Linked DNA regions of Homo sapiens: region 2 is linked to region 1. The links are chromatin contacts, found by Hi-C or POLR2A ChIA-PET in ENCODE. All regions are on one chromosome and are shown on one strand. Each heading gives the region's core, a stretch centred on a gene start or an enhancer-like site at or near the end of the contact. The rest is flanking DNA. Distances are from core to core; before and after follow the strand shown.

The links. Hi-C counts contacts between places; a loop is a spot of excess contacts on that map. ChIA-PET counts read pairs that join two places held with the same protein, here RNA polymerase II (POLR2A). Pooled maps may share reads with other maps.
Region 2: a map with no recorded cell type shows a loop between it and region 1 (2.4-fold over the local background). The contact joins the enhancer-like site here to the promoter of GALE in region 1. A Hi-C loop is called at or near these places in 1 of 168 maps with a recorded cell type or tissue (K562), 1 of 37 single-sample maps with no recorded cell type and 1 of 50 pooled maps. POLR2A ChIA-PET finds 5 or more read pairs at or near these places in 3 of 52 experiments (IMR-90, K562 and WTC11).

Annotation. Positions count from the first base shown.
Region 1 is chr1:23,797,921-23,802,003 of GRCh38, forward strand. GALE (UDP-galactose-4-epimerase) reads right to left here and starts at 2,834. Exons shown (of 12, transcript NM_001008216.2): 1 at 2,792-2,834; 2 at 1,446-1,516; 3 at 967-1,092; 4 at 695-810; 5 at 197-310. The coding sequence starts at 1,087. It overlaps HMGCL (3-hydroxy-3-methylglutaryl-CoA lyase), which reads right to left. Exons shown (of 9, transcript NM_000191.3): 9 at 3,965-4,083. RefSeq lists silencers at 2,245-2,344, 2,395-2,874, 3,035-3,244.
Region 2 is chr1:24,043,839-24,049,407 of GRCh38, forward strand. The region is part of intron 1 of LOC107984931 (a long non-coding RNA gene); the gene reads left to right. Among named protein-coding and RNA genes, the nearest start is that of MYOM3-AS1, 20 kb to the right of the region's middle. Within about 2 kb of position 2,638, at least 15 of the 41 ENCODE cell types and tissues checked have a DNase peak (open chromatin) inside an H3K27ac peak, as active enhancers do.

The sequences.
Region 1 (4,083 bases), core at 1,584-4,083:
CACCCTGTTACTCCTCCACAGGAGAATGGGGCTGAGGTGATGAGCACTCTCATTTACAGATGGGGAAACTGAGACTGGGAGGTAAAGACATGAGTCCAGGATGATACAGCTTGGGCTCTGTGTTTGGCACTGCCTGCCAGGCTGGGGTCCAGCTGGACACCCTCCTAGTGTCTGTGCCCTGTCCCATGCCTCTCACCTCCAGAAGCTGGATGGTCCCGGTCAGGTTAACTCTGTAATAATCCAGAGGCTTCTGCACCGACTCGCCCACGGCCTTGAGCCCCGCAAAGTGGATGACCGCCATAAAGCTGTACTGCAGGGGTGACATGGCCAGAGGTTGCTCTACTGGTTTTAGTCCTTGGCAATGCCCTCAGCCTGCCTGCCTGCACTCACCTTTTTTTTTTTTTTTGACAGTCTCGCTCTGTTGTCCAGGCTGGAGTACAGTGGTGCCATCTCAGCTCACCGCAACCTCCACCTCCCAGGCTCAAGCCATCCTCCCATGCCAGCCTCCCGAGTAGCTGGGACCACAGGTATGGGCTACCATGCCCAGCTAATTTTTGTATTTTTCTGTAGAGATGGGGTTTCACTGTGTTGAGCAGGCTGGTCTTGAACACCTGGGCTCAAGTGATCTCCTCACCTCGGCCTTCCAAAGTGCTGGAATTACAGGCGTGAGCCACCGTGCCCAGCCTGCACCCACCTTTTTGAAGAGACGCTGTAGGGCTCCCTGGTCCAAAATGTCCATCTCCTCAAACTCCACAGAGCGGCCTGTCAGCTCCTGGACCCGCCGCAGGCTCTCAGGCAGGGAGCCCCCTCCTGGTAGGGTACATGTAGGCCACATCATCACGACATGGGGTGCTGTGTTCCCAGGGACTAGCCAGACACACATTCCCCGCCCGGTGGTGGAGGTGGAACCCAGGGTTTTGCTTCTGCCATCCCCTCAAGTAGCCCCAGCCCCACTGCCCCGCTCACCACGGAAGGCATTATGGAAGTTATCGATGACCACAGGCAAGTAGCCAGCCTCCAGCAGCTCCAGCACCGTGTGGCTGCCAATGTAGCCAGCCCCACCTGTTACCAGCACCTTCTCTGCCATGGCACCTGGCCCAGGATACAGAGTCTCAGAGGTGGCTGAGGCTGCCTGCTCAGAGCTTCCTTCCCACTGGAATCCTGCCCCCTAAGCTCGCTTTGGAAGGAGGCGGCAGTGTGCCCTAGGTACCAGACTGGCTCAGAAGTCAGCCCTGGGGCAAGTCTGGGTACCATCACTTTCTGGCCTTAGGCTTTGGAAATTAATTAGCCTCTTGGCCTCAGTTTCTATCTCTGTAAAACAGAGCTAATAATTGTATAAACTTCATGAGGCAGCGTGAGGGTTCAGTGAGGTGATCTTAAGGGCCCGCCACAGCAGAGCTGGGGAGACCTGACACACAGGCACCTTATTTTCTAGTTCCACTTGCCTTGGAGTTGGAAAAGATGGAATCTGAGGATCCACACTTCTTTGTCCAAGGTGACTGAGGACTGGAGAGTCCTGGGCAGAAGGAAAATGGCAGCACGATTGGGACTCCAGGGTCGCAGGAAGGGGTTCTGTCTGCTCAGACCCAGGCTTGTCCAATGCCTCCGCCTTCGCTAGGTGTAAACTGGCTCCTGGGCGCAGTGACTAATACCTCCTGCTCTAGGCGGCCCCCACCCCCTTTCCCTCAAGGGTCAGCTGGGAGGAAGCAGGAAATAGATCACATGGCCTCAAGGGTGAGGTCCTTTGCCAGGCAGGCTGAGGCCAGCTCAGGGGCAACCACACCGTGGTTGGTCCTGGAGGGGGCCCCACCCCAACCCCCGCTCAGCCTCTGCCCATGCCAGGGCCAGCCCGGTCACTCCTGGCTCAGAGTTAGGAATCCCGCCCAACTTAGGCTACTCTGGGTGGGCCGTGTAGACGTGGACTTGGCCAGGTGCGCACCTCCACCCTGAACAAACTCTGCGGGTAGTACGGGGAGGAAGCCCCAGACACTGAGGCCTTTCATTCCCAGCGACCGGGCCCGCTGCCGCCTTCCTCCACGCTGCCTCTATCCCCTTCTGGGCTCACGCAGCTCCAACCCACTTGACCAAGAGCCCTCTGCGTGCCAGGCTCCGTACCAGGCACTTTTGCATGATTTTCCTGAATTCCCCCAGCATCTCGGTGAGACAGGTGTTATCACTGGCACTTTACAGATACAGATACTAGGGCCAGAGAGGTGAAACAGTTGCCCTTCGGTCCCACAGCTGGCGACAGCGGGCTGGAATCTGGATCGCCAGGCTCGCAGCCCGGCCCTCTCCCCAGGCGGCTCGCCCTTCCCCCACCGCTGCCCGCTGGACTCTGCCCGCCGCGCCGAAGCCGCCCCCGCCCCCGCCCCGCGCCTGGCGCGGACCCCGAAAGTGGTCGCAGAGAGGCCCTGGGAAGCACGAAAGCTGGTCTGAGGCCGGCTGCGCCCCCGACAGCGGAGTGACCTTGCTCAGCCGTCGCCCACTCGGTTTTCCCAGTCTGTCTGTTGGAGGGAAGGGGAGCTAGGCCGTGGGCATACGAGGGCGGCTGGGTCTCAGGCTGGGCTTTGGGCTGTAGCGCGGAGCGGGGCCGAGCTAGGAGTCCTCAGGCCGGCAATGAATGAACCCCGGCCGCCCCAGCCCGGGCAGCGGGGAACTGGGACAAAGGGGGCGGGCCTGCCCTGGAGGGACGCTGCCAGGAACACGACCCGCCCCTCGGAAACTCCCTCGCTCCCCGCGGACTCCCCGGCCCCTCGCGAGCCCACCCGGCCCTTCATTCCGTCTCCCGAACCTGCTCGGGTTCCCGCGCCCCACGCTTGCTGCAGAGGCACCGCCTCCTACGCCCGAGCCGCGGGCCCTTTAAGTGCTGACGGCCCACTCCGGCCCCGACCCCGCCCCTCCACGCCCCCAAGGAAACATGTCACTCGGGTTACGGCCACTACGGGGAGGGCGGGAGGACAAAAGGCCTCCGCGCTGTGACGAAGACTGCGCAGCGCGCGCCCGCGGAAGGCGGAAGTGGGCGGTGCCACCCCGCGAGAGGCGCCGCCGGCGCCAGGTCCCAGTAGCGGGTGGGTCCTTGCCGGTGCCCCGGGTCCCCGCGCTAGCTCGTCCCAACCCCTGGAAGAGGGCTGCGCTTCCGAGGGGGCAGGGGGCAGAGGGTAGGGGGCCCACGCCTCCGCCCCACTCTGACCCGCAGGTTTTCAGACTTGCCGGTGTGTGCCAAACCATGAATTCAAAATCTTGAACTACCCGATCCCACGGGACTAAGGCAGGAGGGGGTCGCAGGGGGCCTGGTGCTGGAAGTCCAGTTTGCAAATAAACCAAGGAGCTGGAGGAAGCTGTCAGGCCACACTAGCGGTTCCAGCGCTCTTGGCTCTCAGCCCCCACCTGCCGGGAAGGGTCGGTCTGCACTCTGCCTTCCACGACGGCAGGTTAGAAAATGATTGTTTGTTTACAATGAAAAGTAGTAGAGCTAGAGAATAATATGCACAAAATGTGACATCCTGCGTGATGAAACCAGAGCAAAGGAGCCCTAAATGCAGGAGCGCACAGGTGTCCGCGCAGCCGGGAATCAGCCAGCGCCTGCCCGCAGAGTCCAGGGAACCGACAGGTGAGCGCTCCCGGGCCCGGGAGCGCCAGGGAGAGGCCGGGCCACCGAGGCCCAAAGCAGCAAGTGTGTCCTCAGGGGAGCTTGTGCAATAGCCCCAGTCACAGAGGCAAAGCTCAGAAACAACCCCGTCGGGTGTTCTGGCCAGCAACTGCCGCAAGCAGCCTCCTGAGTAAGCCCAAAACCACTGATTTCCAGTCACTATGGATTTGGGGCTCAGGTGGGGAAACAGGGAGGAAATCCAAAGATTAATAAACTAGTTCATAGTCTCCATTTTCCTCTCAGAGTGCAACATGGTAAAGTATTTTACTCCCCCACGCGCATGTATACACACAGCTGCACAACCGAATGCTGGAATTATGATGTGCCATTCAACCTTTAATTACATAAGCTGTTTTCAAAAATCACATTCAGCGTGGAGATTTTCCAGAGATGCTGGAGTTGGCAGACGGCCACCACGTAGCTCTCCACTTTCC
Region 2 (5,569 bases), core at 1,388-3,887, 250 kb after region 1:
GGGCCTTGTGGGCCATGATAAACACTTTGTATTTTATTCAAAATGTGATGGCAAGCCACTGGAAAGTTCCAAACAGTGATGTCATGCTATGTGGAGACTGGGTTATGGAGAGGTCAAGAAGGGAAGCCTCGACTCCCAGAGCTCAAGTGATCCTCCTAGCTCAGCCTCCTGAGTAGCTGGGACTACAGGTGTGTGCCACCGTGCCCAGCTAATTTTTAATTTTTTGTAGAGACAAAATCTTGCCATGCTGCTTAGGCTGGTCTTGAACTCCTGGGCTCAAGTGATCAGCCCACCTTGGCCTCTCAAAGAGTTGGGATTACAGGTGTGAGCCACGGTGCCCAGCCTGATTTTTTAATAGTGGTAAAATATACACAACATAAAATTTACCATTTTAACAAAAGAATTTTTTTTTTGAGGTGGAGTTTTGCTCTTGTTGCCCAGGCTGGAGTGCAATGGCACGATCTCAGCTCACTGCAACCTCTGCCTCCCAGGTTCAAGCGATTCTCCTGCCTCAGCCTCCCAAGTAGCTGGGATTACAGGTATGTGCCACTGTGCCTGGCTAATTTTGTATTTTTAGTAGAGATAGGGTTTCTCTATGTTGGCCAGGCTGGTCTCTAACTCCTGACCTCAGGTGATCCACCCACCTCGGCCCCCCAAAGTGCTGGGATTACAGGTGTGAGCCACCACGCCCGGCCCATTTTAACTATTTTTAAGTGTACAGTTCAGTGGCATTAAGTACATTCATAATGTTGTGTCATCATCACCACTATTTCCAGAACTTTTTTTTATCATCCCAAACAGAAACTCTATGCCCGTTAGACAGTAACTTCCTATTCCTTCCTCCCCTCAGCCTCTGGTAACCTCTATTCTACTTTTTGTCAATGAATTTTCCTGTTCTAGGTACCTCATATAGGTGCAATGATACAATCTTTGCCCTTTTGTGTCTGGCTTTCAGGGTTCATCCATGTTGGAGGATGTGTCAACATTTCACTCCTTTTAAAGGTTTTCAAGATTCATCCATGTTGTAGCATGTGTCAGCAGCTCATCCCTTTTAAAGGCTGAGTAATATTCCTTTTTTTTTTTTTTTTTTTTAGACGAAGTTTTGCTCTTGTTGCCCAGGCTGGAGTGCAGTGGCGCGATATCTTGGCTCACTGCAACCTCTGCCTCCAGGGTTCAAGCGATTCTCCTACCTCAGCCTCCTGAGTAACTGGGATTACAGGCATCCGCCACCAAGCCTGGTGGCTTGGTTTTTTTTTTTTTTTTGAGACGGAGTTTGGCTCTCGTTGCCCAGTCTGGAGTGCAATGACGCTATCTCAGCTCACTGCAACCTCCGTCTCCCAGGTTCAAGCGATTCTCCTGCCTCAGCCTCCTGAGTAGCTGGGATTATAGGCACGGGCCACCACGCCTGGCTAATTTTGTATTTTTAGTAGAGACAGGTTTTTTCCATGCCTGTAATTGCCACCACGCCCAGCTAATTTTTTTTTTTGTCTTTTTAGTAGAGACGGGGTTTCTCCATGTTAGTCAGGCTGGTCTCGAACTTCTAACCTCAGGTGATCCACCCGCCTCAGCCTCCCAAAGTGCTGAGATTACAGGCATGAGCCACTGTGCCTGGCCTTAATTTTTTGTATTTTTAGTAGAGACAAGGTTTCACCATGTTGGCCAGGCTGGTCTTGAACTCCTGACCTCAGGTGATCCACCCGCCTTGGCCTCCCAAAGTGCTGGGATTACAGGCATGAACCACAGCGCCCAGCAGCTGTCTCTGGTAATTGAACAGTTTAACTTGATTCTGTCCCACAGAAATATAACAAGAGCCATATATAGAATTTAATTTTTTTTTTTTTTTTTGAGACAGGGTGTCCCTCTGTCACCCAGGCTGGAGTGCAGGGGCATGATCACAGCTCACTGAGGCCTCGAACTTCTGGGCTCAAATGATCCTCCTGTCTTAGCCTCCTGATTACTAGAACTACAGGCACGTGCCACTGTGCCCAGCTATTTTTATTTTTGTAGAGACAGGGATCTCACTGTGTTGCCAGGGCTGATCTCAAACTCCTAGGCTTAAGCAATCCTCCCTCCTTGGCCTTCCAAAGTACTGAGATTACAGGCGTGAGCCACTGTGCCCAGCTGAATTTTCTAGTAGCCATATTAAAACAATAAAAAGAGGCCCTGCAAATCACTGGCAAGCTACTTAACCTTCTTGATCTTCCACTCCCTCTTGGGTAAGATATCCACCAAAGGGCAATTGTAAAGGTCAGATGAGGTAGCATATAGGAAAGATACACATGAAAATGATTTGCTAGTGCAACATCTGATAGTCAAAGTGTTATTTTTATTTTTCTGGAAATAAACAAATGATTTGAAAAAGTATCATGTGGTGAGCACCAGATGGATAATGAGACAAGTTTATTAAACATCTTAAACTGTGCAGTCAGTGACAAAAGCAAGTGGGAAGCAACTAAAGATGTTAGAGCTGGGAAAGCCGCCTCATCTGGTCAAAGTCAGGAGGAGCAAATCCCTCTGAGCCACCAGCCCGTTTGCCCACTTGGCTCGACCCCAGCTGACAGCCCGTGCAGGAGTTATTGCTGCTTGGGAGACTTGAGATTTTGGCCAGTAGCATTCTTTTGTAATCTTCTATGTGACTGTATCCGCCCACATTTCTGACTCAGAATGAACAGGGAAAGGCGCTGCTGGCAGCTGAATTACCTCAAAACCCAGCTCCAGCCAACCCTTTGAATAGTGATGAGAGCAATGTGCTCCTCCACACATCACCTAAATAGGGAGGCCCATTTGTTATCACCACTTGGCAGATGAAAGTATTGTTTCACAGCGGTTAAGTGATTAGGCCTGGATAAGCAAGCAGAATTTCGAACCCAAGTAGCCTGACCGTGGGCCTTGTGCTGTTAGCCCTGAGGCTGCTTTAGGGACCAGAGATTACGTTATTAGGCAAATATTAAATAAACTCAGTGCATTTAGTTGCCTTCCCACCCTCAGAAAGCAACCTGGACTCAACCACTTTATTACTGATTTATTTATATCACTCTATTTTGCAGATGAAAAGCATCATTGAGTATCTCTCCCTCTCTCTTTTTTTTTGAGACAGGATTTTGCTCTGTCGCCCAGGCTGGAGTGCAGTGGTGCAATCATGGCTCACTGCAGCCTCGACCCCCTGAGCTCAAGCAATCCTCCTTCCTCAGCCTCTCAAGTAGCTTCAGTGATTCTATTTTTAGTACTTTTAGTGGTCACCCCACACCTCTAAAGGAAGGTTTGGGCCAAGCATGGTGGCTCATGCCTGTAATCCCATCCTTTGAAAATAAACTCACCCTCATAGCTCAGTAATTTGTTGCTGCTGAGATGATTGAAAAGAATGGACCTTGAGTTCGAACTGTTCAGTTGTGGTTGTCACTTAAGGTCCAGCTTGCTGGGCTTCTCTGGAGTGCTGAGGCAAGGGGTGCCCCGCCCTATCCAAAATCTGTGTTATGAGTCAGAAGGCAGAGACGCCAAAAGTCCATGGGGCAATTCCCAGGAGGAGGGCCTGCTCTGAGTGACATGTCCTCTTGGTTCTGTGGACTCCTCACCTGGAGGGGGCATCTGAAGACAGAATCCAGGACAGTAAGTCCCAATGAGGAGTTCCATTCATGGTGTGGCAAGTAAGCTCCAACTGGACTGATCTCCGGGCAGATTTCAACTGTTAACTCCGGGGGAAAAAAAAAAGCACTGGAGATTAAAAAAAAAAGCAGGCAGATTCTGAAGAGGAGTCGACACTTGGAAGAAGGAAATGGCACAGGATGAATTTCTCCTGTTTTTAATTTAAATTTTTTTCTTTTCTATTTTAAAAATATTTATTTATTTACTTAAAAAAATTAAGGTGCGGTCTCACTATGTTGGCTGGGCTGGTCTCAAACTCCTGGGCTCAAGTGATCTGCCTGCTCAGCCTCCCAAGGTGCTGGGATTACAGGTGTGAGCCACTGTGCTTGGCCTGTCTTTTGACTTTTAAAACCTATCCTGAACATTTTTCCATGCTGCTGCTTTTTTTCTTCCCCCTCTCTGTCGCCTAGGGTGGAGTGTAATGACATAATCTCGGCTCACTGCAAACTCCACCTCCTGGGTTCAAGCAATTCTCCTGCCTCAGCCTTCTGAGTAGCTGGGATTACAGGCACGCACCAACAGGACCGGCTAATTTTTGTATTTTTAATAGAGATGGGGTTTCACCATGTTGGCCAGGCTGGTCTCAAACTCCTGGCCTCAAGTGATCCACCCACCTCAGCCTCCCAAAGTGCTGGGATTACAGGTGTGAGCCACAGAGCATGGCCATGTTTTCCCCCCATGCTTCTAAATATTATATATATATATATATATATATATATATATATATATATATATATATATATATATATATAGACAGGACCTCACTCTGTTGCCCAGGCTGGAGTGCAGTAGTGCAATCTCAGCTCACTGCAGCTATGACCTCCCCAGACTCAGGCTATCCTCCCATCTCAGCCTCCTGAGTAGCTGGGACTATAGACATGCACCACCACACCCGGCTAATTTAATTTTTTTTTTTTTGTAGAGACAGGGTCTCACTATGTTGCCCAGGCTGGTCTTGAACTCCTGGGCTCATCTTCCAGAGTTGCTGGGATTACAAGTGTGAGCCACTTTGCCCATCCATGCAATATCATTGTTGGTGACTGTGTATCAGTCACAATATGACTAGATCGTAATTGATTATTAAGTGTGTTAGCCTTATATTTTACACATGAATCACAAGCATTTTTCTCAGTTGGTTTCCGCTTTATAACTTTATGGTGAGCCTGTCCTTTCATTAGTTGGCTGTGGTCCAGTAAAAACCAACCACCATCTCTCTGGGTAAACATCTGATAAATGGTGTTTCTCATGTGGGCAGGGTCCATGTCTTTTTTGTTTATCACTGTATTGCCAGTGCCTAGCATAGCACCTGGAGTGAAAGAACTACTCACAAAATTTGTGTGCGGGTCCGGTGGCTCATGCCTATAACTCCAGCATTTGTGAGGCCGAGGCAGATGGATCGCTTGAGCCCAGGAGTCTGAGACCAGCCTGGACAACGTGGCAAAACCCCAAGTCTACAAAAAAATACAAAAATTAAGCTGGGCGTGGTGGTGCACAACATGTAGTCCCAGCTTCCCAGGAGGCTGAGGTGGGAGGATTGCCTGAGTCTGGGGAGGTCGTAGCTGCAGTGAACTGAGATTGCACCACTGCACTCCAGCCTGGGCAACAGAGTGAGACCCAGTCTCAAAAAATAAATAAACAGGCCAGGTGTGGTGGCTCATGCCTGTAATCCCAACACTTTGGGAGGTGGAGGCAGGTGGATCACCTGTGGTTAGGAGTTTGAGACCAGTCTGGCCAACATGGTGAAAACCCATCTCTACTAAAAAAAAAAAAAAAATACAAAAATTAGCCGGGCATGGTGGTGGGCACCTGTAATCCCAGCTAATCAGGAGGCTGAGGCAGAAGAATCACTTGAATGGGGGAGGTGGATGTTGTAGTGATCCGAGATATCACTTCATTGCACTCCAACCTGGGCAACAAGAGCAAAACT